Linked DNA regions of Homo sapiens: region 1 is linked to region 2. Evidence: chromatin loops called from intact Hi-C (ENCODE). Cell type or tissue: GM12878. All regions are shown on one strand.

Region 1 (8,000 bases), 810 kb before region 2:
GCCATGAGGATATCTGGGAGAAGATCATTCCAGGCAGAGCTAACAGAAAGTACAAAGACCCTGAGGCAGGACAATATTTGGTATGTTCAATGAATAGGGCTTCATATTTCACAAACCACAGTCACATAATTCCACTTGATCTTTCAAATGACCATATGGCACAAGCAAAGTAGAACAGTTATTATTGTACATTTTTGTAATTGAGATTCTAATAGGTTAATGACTTGCCAAAGATCATATAGCAAGTTATTATAAATTTTTCTATCTTCTAATAGCTGCAAATTGGTGTCCTTTTCTTACAACTACCTTGTGAAGTTCTTTAGTAACTTGATGTTCTAAGGATTATCCTAGACAATGAATCACCTCCTTGGGCATGCCAGGCTCTGTAAAAAGAAGTATGTTGGGGGGGCATATCAACAATAACTTTCTGCCTCATAGGAATCATGAACTCATTTATGTGAGGTGGGGAAATATAAAGGCCAACTTGCAGAAAAGTGGTATTCCATTGCCCAAGCTTCCTTAGATAATGTACATGTTGTACTATTAGGAAAGGGCAATATTGGACACAGATAGTCTACAAATCCTCATAATTCAATGGATTCTACTTAACTAACCATTCTAGTTGTGTTGTGTTTCAAGCATTTGGTTCTGACTTTTGACTCTATTAGCTCAAACCATGATCTCTACCTGTGCAATCTCACTCAGGAAGCTACAGGAGTGTGTTTTTCCCTACCCTCCTTTGATTTACTTTCTGACCCAGGCTCCTTAAAAGTTGATGTTTCATTCTTAGGTCATCAGGAAATGGAATGAGATGAATACTTTGCAACAGTTACCATTAAACAAGTATTTTCTTGAGTCCTATGTGCTGAAAGCTATCTTATGTGAAGTGATGATGTATTAATTAGCTTGATTATATACAATATAAAAGATAAGTTTATGGACAGGTAACTAGAAACCAGGAAATCCATGCCACATCTCCCATCATTGACGCAGGAAACCAGGAGTTAATGGGTAGAAAAAGGGGACATCTAGCTTCCTACTACTGATTGGTCTGGCATTCATTCACAGTCTTCCTGAGAGTAGTAGAAACAAGTAATCAGTCACCTGCCAGGTAAAGCATCTGCACCAGATTTAAAAGCTACCAGGAATCAATAAAAGTGGTTATGCAATTTTCCTACAGGAGGTTAATGGAGAGTCAATACTAGGATAGCAACTTACATACTTTCTCTAAATTTAAGCCAAAAGCTGAGAATTATTTCCTAAGATGGCAGAATGTCCACAGTTTAGGTGGGTGTCACCTTTAGGACAGGAAAGTAATGAAGGTGATGGAAAAGTAGCAACCAGAATAAGGAGTTTGGGAAAACACAATATAAGGAGTTTGGGAAAACACAATGTTACTAAAAACAAAGGAAGGAGATCTGGGGACTGTTTTGGTTTAAATTTGAAAGTTTTGGGCCAGACAAGACTATAGGTGAGGGAGAATAAAACCAGACACTGTGAAAAATAAAAGTCATTGGTCTTGGTACTAAGCATGCTATTGAAGAGGAGCAGGTTGAAGTCAGAGACATCTGGAGATAAAGAATGGTAGGAAGAGATGAATACAGACTGTTAAGGAAGAGATAGGAACATGAAGGCACAAAGTACAGACTTCACATTTATGTTTTTATACATACTCTCCCACACACTCCAGATTTCTACAGTCAGAGGTGTGGGATTCAAAATAATCATATGCTTGATGAATTTGGATTTATCTGGTACAGCAGCCCAGATTAAAGGAATATGGGGCTTAGGAGCAGCACAGAAAAAATGACTTATGATTTCAGGTGATAGTCATTTTAATTGGAGTCAGCTATGGCTGGTGCTGCCAACAAAGCAAATGGAAAAAAACTGCATTCATGGAATATTGGGTCCCAGAACAAATGTAGTGATGGCCCCACTTTACCCCAAGCAGCTCAGGCTTTACCCAGAGCACTTTTGTCAGCCCTAGCCCCATGCTTAGATGAGGACCTGCAAAAAGCTGATCTTATCTATAAGAGAACAATTAGGATGGATCCAAGATTTTGCCAGGACCAGTAAAAGGAGTTGGGGATATTTAGCCTGTGAAAAAGATGGAGGAGGGTAGAGATTGGATGTGGTCTCTGTATTCAGACCTCCAAAGGGTCATCATGGGAAAGAAATAATATACAGGACCTGTGTGGCTGTAGGGGAAGAATTAAATAGCTAAAGTTATTCAAAGATAAAATGAGTTGCCTTAGAAAATAGTGAGCTCTACCTCACTGGGTATTTCCAAGTTCAAAATCCATAATTAGTTGTTGGAGATACAAGAGTCAGTGGTGAAAGGGTGAGTTTTTGAATGCTCTGAGGATGGAAAACAGTTGTATGAATGCATGACTGATTATCCTGAAGAAGATGACTCAGGGGTCACAGTCTCAGCCCTCAGACCTCTCAAAGGCTGTCACAGGGGAGAAAACAATCGGTGTGGGCCCAGGAGGCAGAGCTGGGACTCATGAGTAGAAATTACAGTTGAGACAAATTTTGACTCAAGTGGAAGATAAATTTTAGAAGAGGCAATGCTGTCCACAGTTGGAATAGGCTGCTTTGGAAAGCTTGTCTCAGAAGATGAGCAATGAGGAGCTATCAACTTACCTTTTACTCAATCCTGGCTGCTCATTTTAATTATCTAGGAGCCAGTGTTTAGCTGCCATCCCCAGAGATTCTGATTAATTAGCTTTGAGTGTAGCATGTGCATAGAGATTCTTTTAAGTTCCCTAGGTAATTCTAATGTGCAACCAAAGCTGAGAACCACTACAGAGAAATGCCTACAATGGTAGTGTATAGTAGGCGGAGAGCTTATGAAATGAGAAATGAAGTTAGGACCTGATGGGATTGAATAAAGTAATTTCTAAGATCACATCCAGCCTGATACTGTAACATTGAATGAGCCAAAATATGTTACCCTTTTTCAAGGAAATTTGCATTTAAAGAGGTCCATAGTACTCCAACAGTGCTAACCCTAAACAAATGAGTTCTGATTAGTATAATTTCATATCCCACAGTGCCTAGTGAGTGACATAGTTTGGAGCAGTTTTTAAATCATAGCGTGTAGCTAGCAGTCTATATTGTTCTTCCTCAACATAGGCCCAGGGGATGAGAGTTCCTTGAATTACACCTGAAACTCATATGGAGGCCTCTGACTCCCAACTTATTGGCAATGAGCTGTATTTGGGTTTGATTCAAAGTCCCAGGAGCTTTCTCAAGAATTATAGAGATGACTGTCCAGTGGATGTGGATAGCAATATGTAGTATGTATTTAGAGAGGAGGTGGGTAGGCGAACAAAAGTCAGAGCTAAATGTGGCTAAAGTAAAAGACAAAAGAGACAGAAATGGAGAGACAGAGAAACAGATGGAGAAAACAAAAAGAGATGGACAGAGATAGAGAAGCAGCAATAGAACACACACACAAGGGAGAAATAAGCAAGAACATGTGATCAGTAGTCCCCATTCCATTTGGCATCTAGATTTTTCTACAGAAATTCTCTTTTCTTCTTCAGAGCCTAACGAATGTCAGACAACATTCTAGGAAATATAACATTCATCATATATTTCCAGCCAGAAAATCCATCATGCTCCTAAAGATCCAGTGCTTCCAGCACTTCCAGTGTATCCATTTGAATCAGTGCTTTAGAGGGCAGATCTGTTGAAAATACAAACTATTTTGTGACCAGCCTGGCCAATATGGTGAAACCCTGTCTCTACTAAAAATACAAAATTAGCCAGGCGTCGTGGTCATCGCCTGTAATCACAGCTACTCAGGAGGCTGAGGCAGGAGAATCACTTGAACCTGGGAGGCGGAGGTTTCAGTGAGCCGAGATCGCGTCATTGCACTCCAGCCCGGGCAAAAAGAGACAAACTTCGTCTCAAAAAAAAGAAAAAAGAAAAAAGAAAAGAAAGAAACTACAAACTATATGTGGCTTTGGTTAAATCCAAACTCCACATGGGAATCCCCAAGCAACACATGTGGGATCTCAGAAGGCTGAAAAAATTTCTTCAGAATTCTGGAAAACAAAACCGCCTGGGAAAGGGTTCACTGTCATCCAGGACTCCAAATTTTTCATCCGTATATTCTAATCTTCTTCCCATGAAGTTGTATCTACATTTGGGGGCAGGCACGTGTCAAATAGACTGTCTAAAACACCAACCTCAGCCTAGAATTGGACTTTGGTCAATTTAAGAAGCAGAAAGGCTAGGTCTAAAGAAGTCTGACCTACCCAGAACTTCAAAGGTCTCTCATTGTTTTTTGACCATTTCCCATTGGATGCTTACTTATCACAATGTTTAGCTGGCAGAAACTCTGGCTTCAAGCCTTCTGTTTCACTGCACTTATGTCTCCCAGACATTTCTCATGTTTTTAAGTTTTCCCAGTGTGACCCGGAACTGGCTCCGTTTGTCTGCTCTTTCTTGTAGTCTTGACTTGACTTCAAATTTCTGAAGGCCCATGGATCACAGTTGCACTCTATCAAGTTCCCTAGCAGGGCAAAAATGTGAAGTCCTGAAATGTAACCCTAGAACAGCCCATACAAGAAACTCTTTGGGGTAACATTTCCTCTTCCACTTTGAGTAATTCTTTCTGACCCTGATACTACCCTGGGTCCTTAGAGATTCTTCTGAACTATGCCTTTAAAGATGTTCCCTTACTCTGCCTACTGGAGCTCAGTGTATACACAGTCCATTCAATTGGAGACTTCCTACCCGTAGCACAAACACATCAGAAGTTCAGCCAGTACATGCCAGTACAAGCTTACCTGTTATCTAGGGTTTGTGACAATTCTGAACGATCATATTTCCTGTCACTAGTTGGTGCTATTGTCATACCAAATAATTAATATTTTAAACTCTTACTAGTAACAAACGTTATGCCTCCTACTGAATAACTTAGCACACATTAAAACATTGGTGAAAATCTTTAGTCTTCAAAATTTTGCCTCCTAATATATGGATGCTCCACCTCAATCTCACACTCTTGGGAACAATAATCTCCTCTACTTCTACTCATCTTGATATGTGGCTCTCATATACCAAATTTCTTCAAGCCGTCCTGCTTTAATTTTCTTCCTTTTTTATTTTTATTTTTTCTGTTTTACAGTAGTACCTATTCACCATTTACATCAGTCTACCTGGTTTTCTGAAAACAATGTTTTTGGATTCCCCTCCGCCATACTCCAAAACTATGAATCTCCACAAAGGGTGGCCTTTCATCCGGGACTCTCAATATTTGATCCACATATCCTAACCCCCTCCCTCATGAAACCAAACAAGATTCTCTCTTAAGCATTATCACCTTTGAGTTACGAAATCCTAGAATGTCAGAGCTTCAGGGGGATCTTTAAGATAATCTACTCTAACCTTTCCATTTTCAAGAAGTGGAGAAACTGAGGCCTGGAAAGAGGGATGATGTTCTGTAAGAACCCATATAAATTATGTGAAATTTTTCTACCTGGCAGAGAACACTTACACTCATTGGGGTCTATTTGTCTACACTGACACAGGCTCATATCTTTCTTGTTTTTGCTTGTTTGTTTTAACGGCTTTATTTTGAGGTGCAATTCACCAATCTAAAGTGTACAAACTAAATGATTTTGGTATATCACTGATATAGTTTAGATGTTATTCCCTCAAAATCTCATGTTGAATTGTAATCCTCAGTGTTGGAGTTAGAGCCTGGTGGGAGGTGTTTGGGTCATGGAGATTGATTCCTCATGGTTTGGTGCTGTCCTTATGATAGTGAGTAAGATCTCACGAGCTCTGGTTGTTTAAAAGTGTGTGGAACCTCACTCCCCAACTCTCTCCCTTGCTTCTGCTCTCATCATGATACATGCCTGCTCTTCCTTCACCTTCTGCTATGAGTAAAAGCCCTCTGAGGTGTCCCTGGTAGCCAAGCAGTTGCCGGTGTCATGCTTGTGCAGTCTTCTGAACTGTGAGCCAATTAAGCTTGTTTTCTTTATGAATTACCCAGCCTCAGGTATTTCTTTACAGCAATACAAGAATGGCCTAACATAAAAAGTTGGTACCAAGAGTGGGGTATTGCTGAAAAGATACCTGAAAATGTGGAAGCAACTTTGAAACTGGGTAACAGGTAGAGGTTGGAAAGTTTGGAGAGCTCAGAAGAAGATAGGAAAATAAGGGAAAATCTTGAGCGCCTTAAAAACTAATTAAATCATGGAGACAAAAATGCTTATGTGATGTGAATGGTAAAGTCCAGGCTTATGAGATATCAGTCAGAAAGAAATGAAGAACATTTGGTGAACTAGATCAAACGTCACTCTTTTATGCCTTAGCAAAGAACTTGGCTGTATTGTGTTCATGTCCTAAGTATCTGTGAAACTTTGAACTTAAGAGTGATGACTTCAAGCATCTGTTGAATAAAAGTTTTTAACCAGCAAAGTGTTCAAGATGTGGCCTGTCTGCTTCTAACAAACTATGCTCAGATGTGAGGGCCAATCAGTGACTTAAAGTTGAAATTTATATTTAAAAGGTGAGCAGGCACATCACATGAGAAAAGCAAGAGCAAAAAGAGAGAGAATAGGGGGAGGTGTCACACTCTTTTACACAACCACATCTCATGGAAACTCATTCACTATAATAAGGATAGCACCATGCCAGGAGAAATCTACTACCATGATCCAAACATCTCCCAACCAGCCCCATCTCCAACGTTGGGGGTTACAATTCAACATGAGATTTAGAAGGGACAACACCTACATTGGGTATCACCTACATTGTTAATTTTTAAAAATTGTAGTAAATGTGCTTATACATTGGATACAAAATTAGACATTTTAACCAATTATAAGTGTACAATTCAGTGGCATTAATTACATTTATAAGATTTTGCCACTGTCACCACTATCAATTTCCAAGACTCTTTTACTACAAACAGGACTTCTGTACTAATTAAGCACTAAGTCCCCATTCCCCATTCTCTATAATTTTGCTAACCTCTAATCTACTTTCTGCCTCTATACATTTGCTTATTTTATGTGGTTCATACAAGTGGAATTATATAATATTTGTCCTTTTTTGTCTAGCTTATTTCACTTAGAACAGTGTCTTCAAGTTTTAGTCATGCTTTAGAAAATATCAGAACATTACTCATTTAATGGTTGAATAATATTCCATTGTATGTATATATCACATTTTGTTTATTCATTCATTTGTTGACAGACATTTGTGTTGTTTTAACCTTTTAAATAATACAAATAATAGTTCAATAAACATTGACATATAAGTATCTGTTCACATCTCTGCTTTCAATTTCTTTGGGTATACACCTAGGAGTAGATTGCTTTAATTTATAAATGGTAGTGATTTCCCCTAATTCATTTCTTACTTTGCTTATTGAGTCTTCTCTTTTTTTCATAGTCAATCTAGATAAAATTTGATCAATGTTGTTGATAGTTGCAAGGAACCAACACTTCATTTTTCCTATTTTCCTATTTTCTATTTTACTTATCTCTGCTCCACTCTTTATTATTTTATTCCTTCTACCAGTTTTGAATTGTTTGTTCTTTTTTATTTTATCAAAGTGTAATGTTAAGTTGTTGATTTGAGGTCTTTATTCTTTTAAATGTAAGCATTTATAGCTATACATTTCTAACCTAGGACTGTCTTCACATTATACCTAAGTTTTGGTATGTTGTGTTTTCATTTTCATGTGTTTCAAGATATGTCCTAATTTCTTTTGTGATTTCTTCCTTGACTGAATGGTTGTTTAGAAGTATGTTGCAGAAACCACGGAAAGGGCAAGATGGCCTACTAGACACAGCCAGGTGTAACAGCTCCTACCAAGGAACTGAGATGACTGGAGGTGCTCCTAATAGATCTCCAGAGAGAAGGCAACAGGAGTCGATGTAAGGAAGACACAGAAGCTCGGCTGAATTGGAAGAAAGCTGGAAACACTAGGCAGGGCTGCAGTACACCCAGACTTATTCCTGGTCAACAAT
Region 2 (8,000 bases):
ACCACACCACATCAGATTCTTATTACCTATCTGTCACCTGGACAACAGCAAAGATCTGTCACGGCTCCCTGATGTCAGTATCTTTTCTCCAATCCATCCTCCATAGGGCTGCCTGCCAGAGGGAATCTTCATAGAACTCAACCCTGTTCTTACTGCATCCCTTCTCAAAAGCCTCCCTTTCCTCCTCACTGTCATCACAAGCCAACCCAGACACCTGTCATTCATGGGGTGACCAAAATCTGGGACCCCTTTTTCATGCCCTCTGCCCTCCAGAAGGCAGATGACACCTTGCTTAGCTGCCTATTCATGTCCTCTTCAAGCACTCCTACCCCTTGTGCTATTCCCTTGAACTAGAACCACCCAGTTCTGCACCTATCAAAATCCTACCTACTTTGAATATTATTTTTTAAGATGGAGTCTCGCTCTGTCACCCACAATGGAGTGTCATGGCGCTATCTCGGCTCACTGCAACCTCCGCCTTACGGGTTCAAGTGATTCTCCTGCCTCAGCCTACCGAGTAGTTGGGACTACAGGCACATGCCACTACGCCCAGCTAATTTTTGTATTTTTAGTAGAGATGAGGTTTCACCATGTTGGCCAGGATGGTCTCGATCTCTTGACCTCATGATCTGCCCGCCTCAGCCTCCCAAAGTGCTGGGATTATGGGCGTGAGCCACTGCACCCAGCCTTACTTTGAATTTTTTTAAAGAATAAGTGCATCTTTGAAATTATTATTTTTTTTTTTGAGACGGAGTTTTGCTCTTGTTTCCTAGGCTGTAATGCAATGGTGCAATCCCGGCTCACTGCAACCTCTGCCTCCCAGGTTCAAGTGATTCTTCTGCCTCAGCCTTCCCAGTAGCTGGGACTACAGGCTCGTGTTACCATCCCCAGTTAATTTTTTTTTTTTTTTAATTTTTAGTAGACACAGTTTTCACCATGTTGGCTAGGCTGGTCTCGAATTCCTGACCTCAGGTAATCCACCCTCCTCAGCCTCCCAAAGTGCCGGGATTACCGGCGTGAGCCAGCATGCCCAGCCGCAACTAAAATTTTGGTTGTTGTTTTCATCCTTCAAGCCCTGACCCACAAGTCACCTCCTCCATGAAGTCTGCCTCTAATCTCCCAAAAGTGCTGTGTAATAGAACCAAACTTACCCTAGTCAGCCTTAATAGGCATGCATGTATGTTGTATGTCTTCGTCCTCAGAGGAAAGCTGATGGGGGAAGAGGGCAAAACTCCCTGATGCCAGTGCCTCTTCTGCAGCAGACAATGTGCTGGCACTCTTCCTGTGTTATTACATTGCCCGCAGTCCCTCAAAGACAGACTGACAAACCTCAAGACCTCTAGACTCTCAGGCCAGTCTGTTTTGAACTACTCTATCCTAGTCTTGGGTTTGAGTCCTGGCACTTCCACCAGCTTGCTGTGTGACTATGAACAAAGCTCAATTGCTCTCTGGCCTCGATTTTTTCAAGGGTTCTTTCACTTCTAGATCCTATTCAAGACGTAGGATTTTATGCAACTTCTCTCATGCGGCTGCCTGGGACTAGGTATGTCCACTATCATATTATCATATTCATTCATATTTTTTCTCTCTCTCTGTCTTTCCTTGTTTCTGTCTCTTTTCCCCTGTTTTTCTCTCCTCTCTCCTCTTCCCTTCTCTGTTTCTTTCTCTCTTCTGTTTCTCTCTCTGTGTTTCTTTCTTTTTCTTCCTGTCTCTGTCTGTTTCTGTCTGTCTCTAATTCCTGCTCTCTATTTTTATCTCTCCTCCATTTTTTCCTCTTTAGTCTTTCCCTCTTCCCCCCGACCCCACCTCTTTCTTTCTTTTCTCTGTCTCTTTGCCTCTTCCTTTATGCCTCTCTCTTCTCCTTCTCTGATTCTGTCTCTGTTTCATGAACTTCAACCTCAGAATCTGGCTAAATAACTTCCAATCCAAAATAGTTCTGGTGCTTCCTGAGTGTTGCTGGTAAGGAGAGGTAGAAATGGGGTCCCTCTGAGGTTTTCAGAAAGCCCAAGTTCCCTGCTCCTTGGGAAGGGTACCTCACAAAGTTAAGGAGGAAGACAGCAGGATGAAAGGTCTCATAACAGGCCCAGCGGGCTCCTACCCTCCAGCCTTTTACCCAAAGAAACAACACTGCCCACAGATTACAAAGTGTCTTCATCTCCTAAATGATCTGAGCCAGAAGTTCTTAGAAACTATATTCCTACTGTCTTCTGACCCCATCCCACAAAATCATTTTGCAGATGTGAAAACTGAAGCCCATGCATAGGAAAGGACTAGCTCACTATTACACAGTGAAGTAACAGAACTGGAACTAGAATGTTAGTGTTCTGACTCCTAATCAATCTCTGAAAAGGTTATAAAATTGATTCAATGTCTCCAGCCAAAAAGCACTATTGGACTGGGCATGGTGGCTCACACCTGTAATCCCAACACTTTGGGAGGCCGAGGTAGGAAGATCGCTTGAGCCTAGGAGTTTAAGACCAGTCTAGGCCACATAGCAAAACCCCATCTCTACAAAAAAAATTAAAAATTAGCTGGGCATGGTGTTGCATGCCTGTGGTCCCAGCTACTAGGGAGGGCGAGGTGGGAGAATCACCAGAGCTCAGGAGGTTGAGGCTGCAGTGAACTGTGATCACACCACTGGACTCCAGCTTGGACTATAGGGCCAGACCCTGTCTCAAAAATAATAAAACAAGGCTGGGCCAGGTGGCTCACATCTGTAATCCCAGTGCTTTGGGAGGCCGAGGTGGGAGGATCACTGGAGTCCTGGAGTTTGAGACCAGGCTGGGCAACATAGTGGGATGCTGTCTCAAAAAAAAAAAAAGAAAGAAAGAAAAGAAAAGCCAAGCATGGTGGTCCTAGCTACTCAGAAGAGGCTAAAGTGAGAGGATCACTTGAGCCCAGGAGGTTGAGGCTTCAGTGAGCTGTGACCAAGTTCTGCACTGTAGCCTGGGGAACAGAATGAGACTCTGTCTCAAATAAATGTATAAGAAATAAATAAAATAAAATAAAGCACTGTTGGAGTTATTTTTCTAGTAGAAGAAGAGAAAGCTGAGGATTGAAATGGGCAGAGTGGTGACTTAATCAATATCCAGATTGTGAACACTTAAAGGCAGGGTTTCTGTCACCTTTGTCTCCAATGAAAGCCCAGTACAGTATCTGGCCCCAGCTCAGTGATTAATAAATGAGGGAGGAGCTGTCATCAGGCATTTGAGGGACACTGCTGTCTCCTCTGGGACTCTGGGTATTTATGCAGACACTCCAGAAAGCTGGAAATCAGAGGACTGGGGATTTAGTCTCAGTCAGTCCAACACCAGTTCAGGTCCCCCCTCATTCCCCCCACCCCTCCATAAATGAGTTTCTTCTTTATAAAAGAAGAGGTAATGGTATCTGCCTCATCTGGCTCCCTGGAGCTTGAGGAAGCTGAAATAAAAAAAAAAAAAGAAAAAGAAAAATAGGAAAGAGCTTTGACAAAACAAGACACTACTCTGCAAATGTGATGGCTGGATGCTGTGGTGATGTCCCAGCTAGCAATTATGTTCTCAGCGGCAACTGTGGGCAATGAGTGAGTCATCTTCTCACTCTCAAAGCCAGAGGCCTTGAAAGGGGAGAAATGAGGTGAGTCTTTTCTTAAGAGTTTTTTGGAGGGGACCAGAGCAGACTCCCTCCCTCCCAAACACACACACGTACACACTATGCCCCAGATTCCAGCCTCCTGGGGATTCATTCATAGTCAGCTTAAGCAAGGACTGCATCCCTACCTCTGTTATTTAATTCCAAGACACTGGGGTCCCTAAGTTATTGAGGTTTCTTGGAGACTAGAAGTCAGAGTCCCCAGTTTCCATTCAGTCCCAGTTCTACAGCCAGCCTTGGGCTCCGGTTCTGATTTTCACTAATTTACTCTGTGGCTTCAGGTAAATTAGATTCCCTCTCTGAACTCTTTTCATCTATAAAGAAAAAAAAAAACCAACAGGATGAACTAGATGCCTAACATTATGTTTCTGAATCTGGACTGGGATTCAGAAGACCTGGGTTTGAGTCCTAGCTCTATCACAACGACTGTACAACCTTAGTCAACTTCTTTCCGGGGCCTCAGTTTTCACAACTATAAAATGAGGCATTTGGGTTAGATGCTTGGCCGTGTGTTTCAAAAGTTCTGAACTGGCATTCAGGAAACGTGGATTCTAGCCCTAACTGCCACAGAGTGAATCACTGTCTGAGTTTAGACTGGTCTCATCTCTTCTCTGGGCCTGTTTCTCTATCTTTATCATGAGGATATTCAAATATAAGTTATCTAAACACACCCTCTGATTCTGACAGCCTGTGGTTCTAGAATTTTACAAGCACTGAAAAGGAAGTGAACAAAGGGAGAGGCCACACCCAGAGTGATTTCTCATAAACTGGCAAGTGGTTGCCCTCTATGGGTCTGACTTGGAAGTGCAGGCCCAACTAGACCACTTGCTGTAGCAACCGCTAAAGAACTGAGGCCAGAGGGGGGCGCAAGAGATCACTGAGTGCTTCACTAGATAGGGCCAGAATCAGGCTGAGGTAGGCCTACAGACCTCCCAGTCCCTCACAATGAGAGACATCCAGATAAGAAGTGTGTGCTGGGAGACTGGACCTTCTCTCCTAGTGACTAGAAACAAGAGGCTTTCCAGGGCTGTGCAGAGAGCATGGCCAGTACGGTCTCTGCCATGGGCGAAGTGAGTAAATGTCAGGGGTGTGGATGAATGGGGGTGGAGGGTGACTGTGCTATGAGAGTGGGTATGGGAACAAGTTAGTTCCATGGCTGAGAAGTTTTCACATGAGGGGCAAAGATATGGCAAGAACTGCTCAAATTAAAGTGCTTTTCAGCATCCCCATCTACTCCCTTCCCTCCTCAGAGAAGATAAAATGTATGCCTGGGCAGAAAAAAGGAGTGACCTTAGTGTGAGAGTGAGAACCTAATCATGAGAAAGACTAGGGAGTGCTTGGTATTCAGGGAAGGCCCTACTGTCTACAGGATTTGTGGTCTCAGTCTTGAGGTATCACTAAATTTGAGGGGCTTCTTGGACTCAGTATTGCAGGGCATTACATGCTGGAGGTGTAGGGTGGGTTCAGATATAGGGTTATGTTACAGAAACAGGTGCATACTAAGGCTTTCATGCTGTCATTCTATAATGTTTAATTATATAAGTAGCTCTAGGCAGGCCATGAAACACTGGGCTCCCCTCCCTCATCTCTCTTTCTTGGTTAAAAAGTCTGATCATCCAACTCAGATGCAAGGGAAACAACAAAGGCAGCCAGTGTTTCTTGTTGTGTGACAGGGATGGTTGCAGCCCTACTTCTCTCCTGATTCACTGTAGAAACCAGGTCAAGTTTTCAGCCTCTCTCTGGATCTCAGTTTCCCCACCTGAAACAGGAGTGAGCTGGACTTGATGAGGTTCCAGGTTTCTCCCAGCCCTGACATTCTATCTGGTTATTTTTATAATGTTCTGTGGTATTCTATGCTTCTCTGCCCCTACCCAAGTAGGGGCCACCAATTCCCAAAGGTCCTTTCAACCCTAATATCCAAGCCTACTCATTCAAGCTTCCAAGGCTTTCCATTACATCCTAGTCCCACCCCCACCACTTCATCCCACCACCATCCCCTCATGCCACTACCACCATTGCTGCTGCCTAGAACAGGGTACAGTCTTCTCTACTTTTATTTGGAAATTCTAACAACCCACCTCTGATGCTAATGAGTTGACAAAGATTGATACAGTATTGCTCTGAGGTGACAGAACTCCCAGTTCTGCCACTACTTGCCTTTGTGCCCTTAGGGAAATTCCCCCGCTTCTCTAAACTTCATTTTTTCCCAACTCTAAATTAAGGGCGGTGGACTAGAATGGTCTCTGAAAGCTGCAAATTGCTCCAACACCTTTCACTTCTAGGCAATGAGAAGGTCGAGATTGTCTTTGATGTTTTGCCATAATTCTGATCCTCTCTCAGTGTTCCTTAAACGGAAACCTCTCTGCCTACAACCTCCCACCTGATAAGTACCCACAGTTTCCACCAGCAACTCCTAGACCTGTCTCCTTCCCTTCCTCAACCTGGTCCCAACACAAACAAAAAGTTTTTCTCTCCCAATCAAGGTGTCTGTGAGTGATAATAGTTTATTGTGAGGAACAGACTCAATGAAGATAACAAACTGCTTTTTACCCTACCAAATAATTTGCCTGCCGGGTGCAGTGGCTCATGCCTGTAATCCCAGCACTTTGGGAGGCTGAGGCAGGTGGATCACCTGAGGTCAGGAGTCCAAGACCAGCCTGCGCAACATGGTGAAACCCTGTCTCTACTAAAAATACAAAAATTAGCCGGGAGTGGTGGCATGCGCCTGTAATCCGAGCTACTCAGAAGGCTGAGGCAGGAGAGTCGCTTGAACCTGGGAGGCAGAGGTTGCAGTGAGCTGAGATCATGCCATTGCACTCCAGCCTGGGTGACAGAGCAAGACTCCCTCTCAAAAAAATAATAAAATAAAATAATTTGTCTATAAGGTCTTGTCATTAGTTTATTGCACCACCCCACAACTGCTGATTCCCACAAGCCTCTCCCAGAAAAACCACAAACAGACCCTGGGACGGAGACTTTGAAGGATATTTTGAAGGATATTTTATTTAAAAGTTTTTTAAACAGAATTATTCTCACAGCTTCAGCAACAGCAAGGACTCAATTCAACCTCCCAGTCCAGACTAGTTGCTTGGGGTACTTCTCAGACAACCCAGTGGCTTGATTTGAAGTCATACCTGAGATGGTCCCTTCTCTTCCTCCTGGAAGCCATTTCCAAAAGATGTGTATGGTGGGAAGCACCACAGGAAAAGGAGGGAGGAAAAAACATGCAGGTAGTTAAAAAAAAAAAAAAGTAGAAGAGGTGGGAAGGTAGCAGCGGGGATTGGGGTAGCCCCATTGTAGGTACTAAAAAGTGTTTGGAAAAAATAATAAAGAATTAATAAATAAGCAAAATCAAAATTGGTCTTGGTTTGAGATGGAGTCCCTCTCTGTCTCCCAGGCTAGAGTGCAGTGACGTGATCTAGGCTCATTGCAACCTCCTTCTCCTGGGTTCAAGCGATTCTCCTGCCTCTGCCTCCTGAGTAGCTGGGATTACAGGCGTGCACCATCATACCTGGCTAATTTTTGTATTTTCAGTAGAGACGAGGTTTCACCATATTGGACAGGCTGGTCTCGAACTCCTGAGCTCAAGTGATCCGCCCACCTTGGCCTCCCAAAGTGCTGGGATTACAGGTGTGAGCCACCGCACCCAGCCTCAAAATTGTGTTTTTAATCTGGAAGAGGAAATTGCTTGCCGATTGTTGCCAAAAATCCCAGTTTCTTCATTCCTGTCCATGTGATGTGCAATGATAACATTTCATATCTATAGGTGATTACATACTGTTATCATGGCTGAGGTATTGTGACTAATATTGACTAATACATTGTGATTAATGATGGCTAATACTATATCTAAAATATTATGAAAAAGTCACAGAGATGAGGACGAGTGGGCAAGGATAAAATGGGATGAAGAGAGAGACCAGGCACAGTGGCTCACACCTGTAATCCCAGCACTTTGGAAGGCCGAGGTGGGCAGATCACGAGGTCAGGAGTTCGAGACCAGCCTGGCCAACATGGTGAAATCACATCTCTACTAAAAACACAAAAATTAGCTGGGTGTGGTGGCACGTGCCTGTAGTCCCAGCTACTCGAGAGGCTGAGGCAAGAGAATTGCTTGAACATAGGAGGCAGAGGTTGCAGTGAGCCAAGATGGCGCCACTGAACTCCAGCCTGGAAACAGAGCGAGACTCCATCAAAAAAAAAAAAAAAAAAAAAAAAGGGATGAAGAGGATATCATGCAGTTAGAGTACTTTGGTTCAGACCTGACTGACCCGCATCTGCTTGGAGTCTCTGAGGACCTTCAAAGGCCTTCTTACAGCTCTAAGGAGCATTTGTCCCAGGAGCAGTACGGGGAGCAATGCTACAATCTG

What was found. A loop is a pair of places that touch in the nucleus more often than their neighbours do. Peaks named below come from ENCODE experiments on the same cell type or tissue, not always from the same donor. Only the 100,000 strongest peaks of a DNase experiment are listed, where the experiment ranks them.
Region 1: it touches region 2 in a loop (6-fold over the local background); 9 of 110 quality-filtered maps call a loop at or near these places.

The regions. Positions count from the first base shown.
Region 1 is chrX:66,405,438-66,413,437 of GRCh38, reverse strand. No RefSeq gene overlaps it. Among named protein-coding and RNA genes, the nearest start is that of EDA2R, 230 kb to the left of the region's middle. In GM12878, a CTCF peak has its summit at 4,845; a DNase peak (open chromatin) is centred at 4,807.
Region 2 is chrX:65,592,041-65,600,040 of GRCh38, reverse strand. It overlaps a transcript of MSN not described here. Among named protein-coding and RNA genes, the nearest start is that of LAS1L, 61 kb to the right of the region's middle. In GM12878, a CTCF peak has its summit at 4,449 (motif pointing right); DNase peaks (open chromatin) are centred at 3,570 and 4,400; H3K4me3 peaks cover 493 bases; H3K27ac peaks cover 1,186 bases.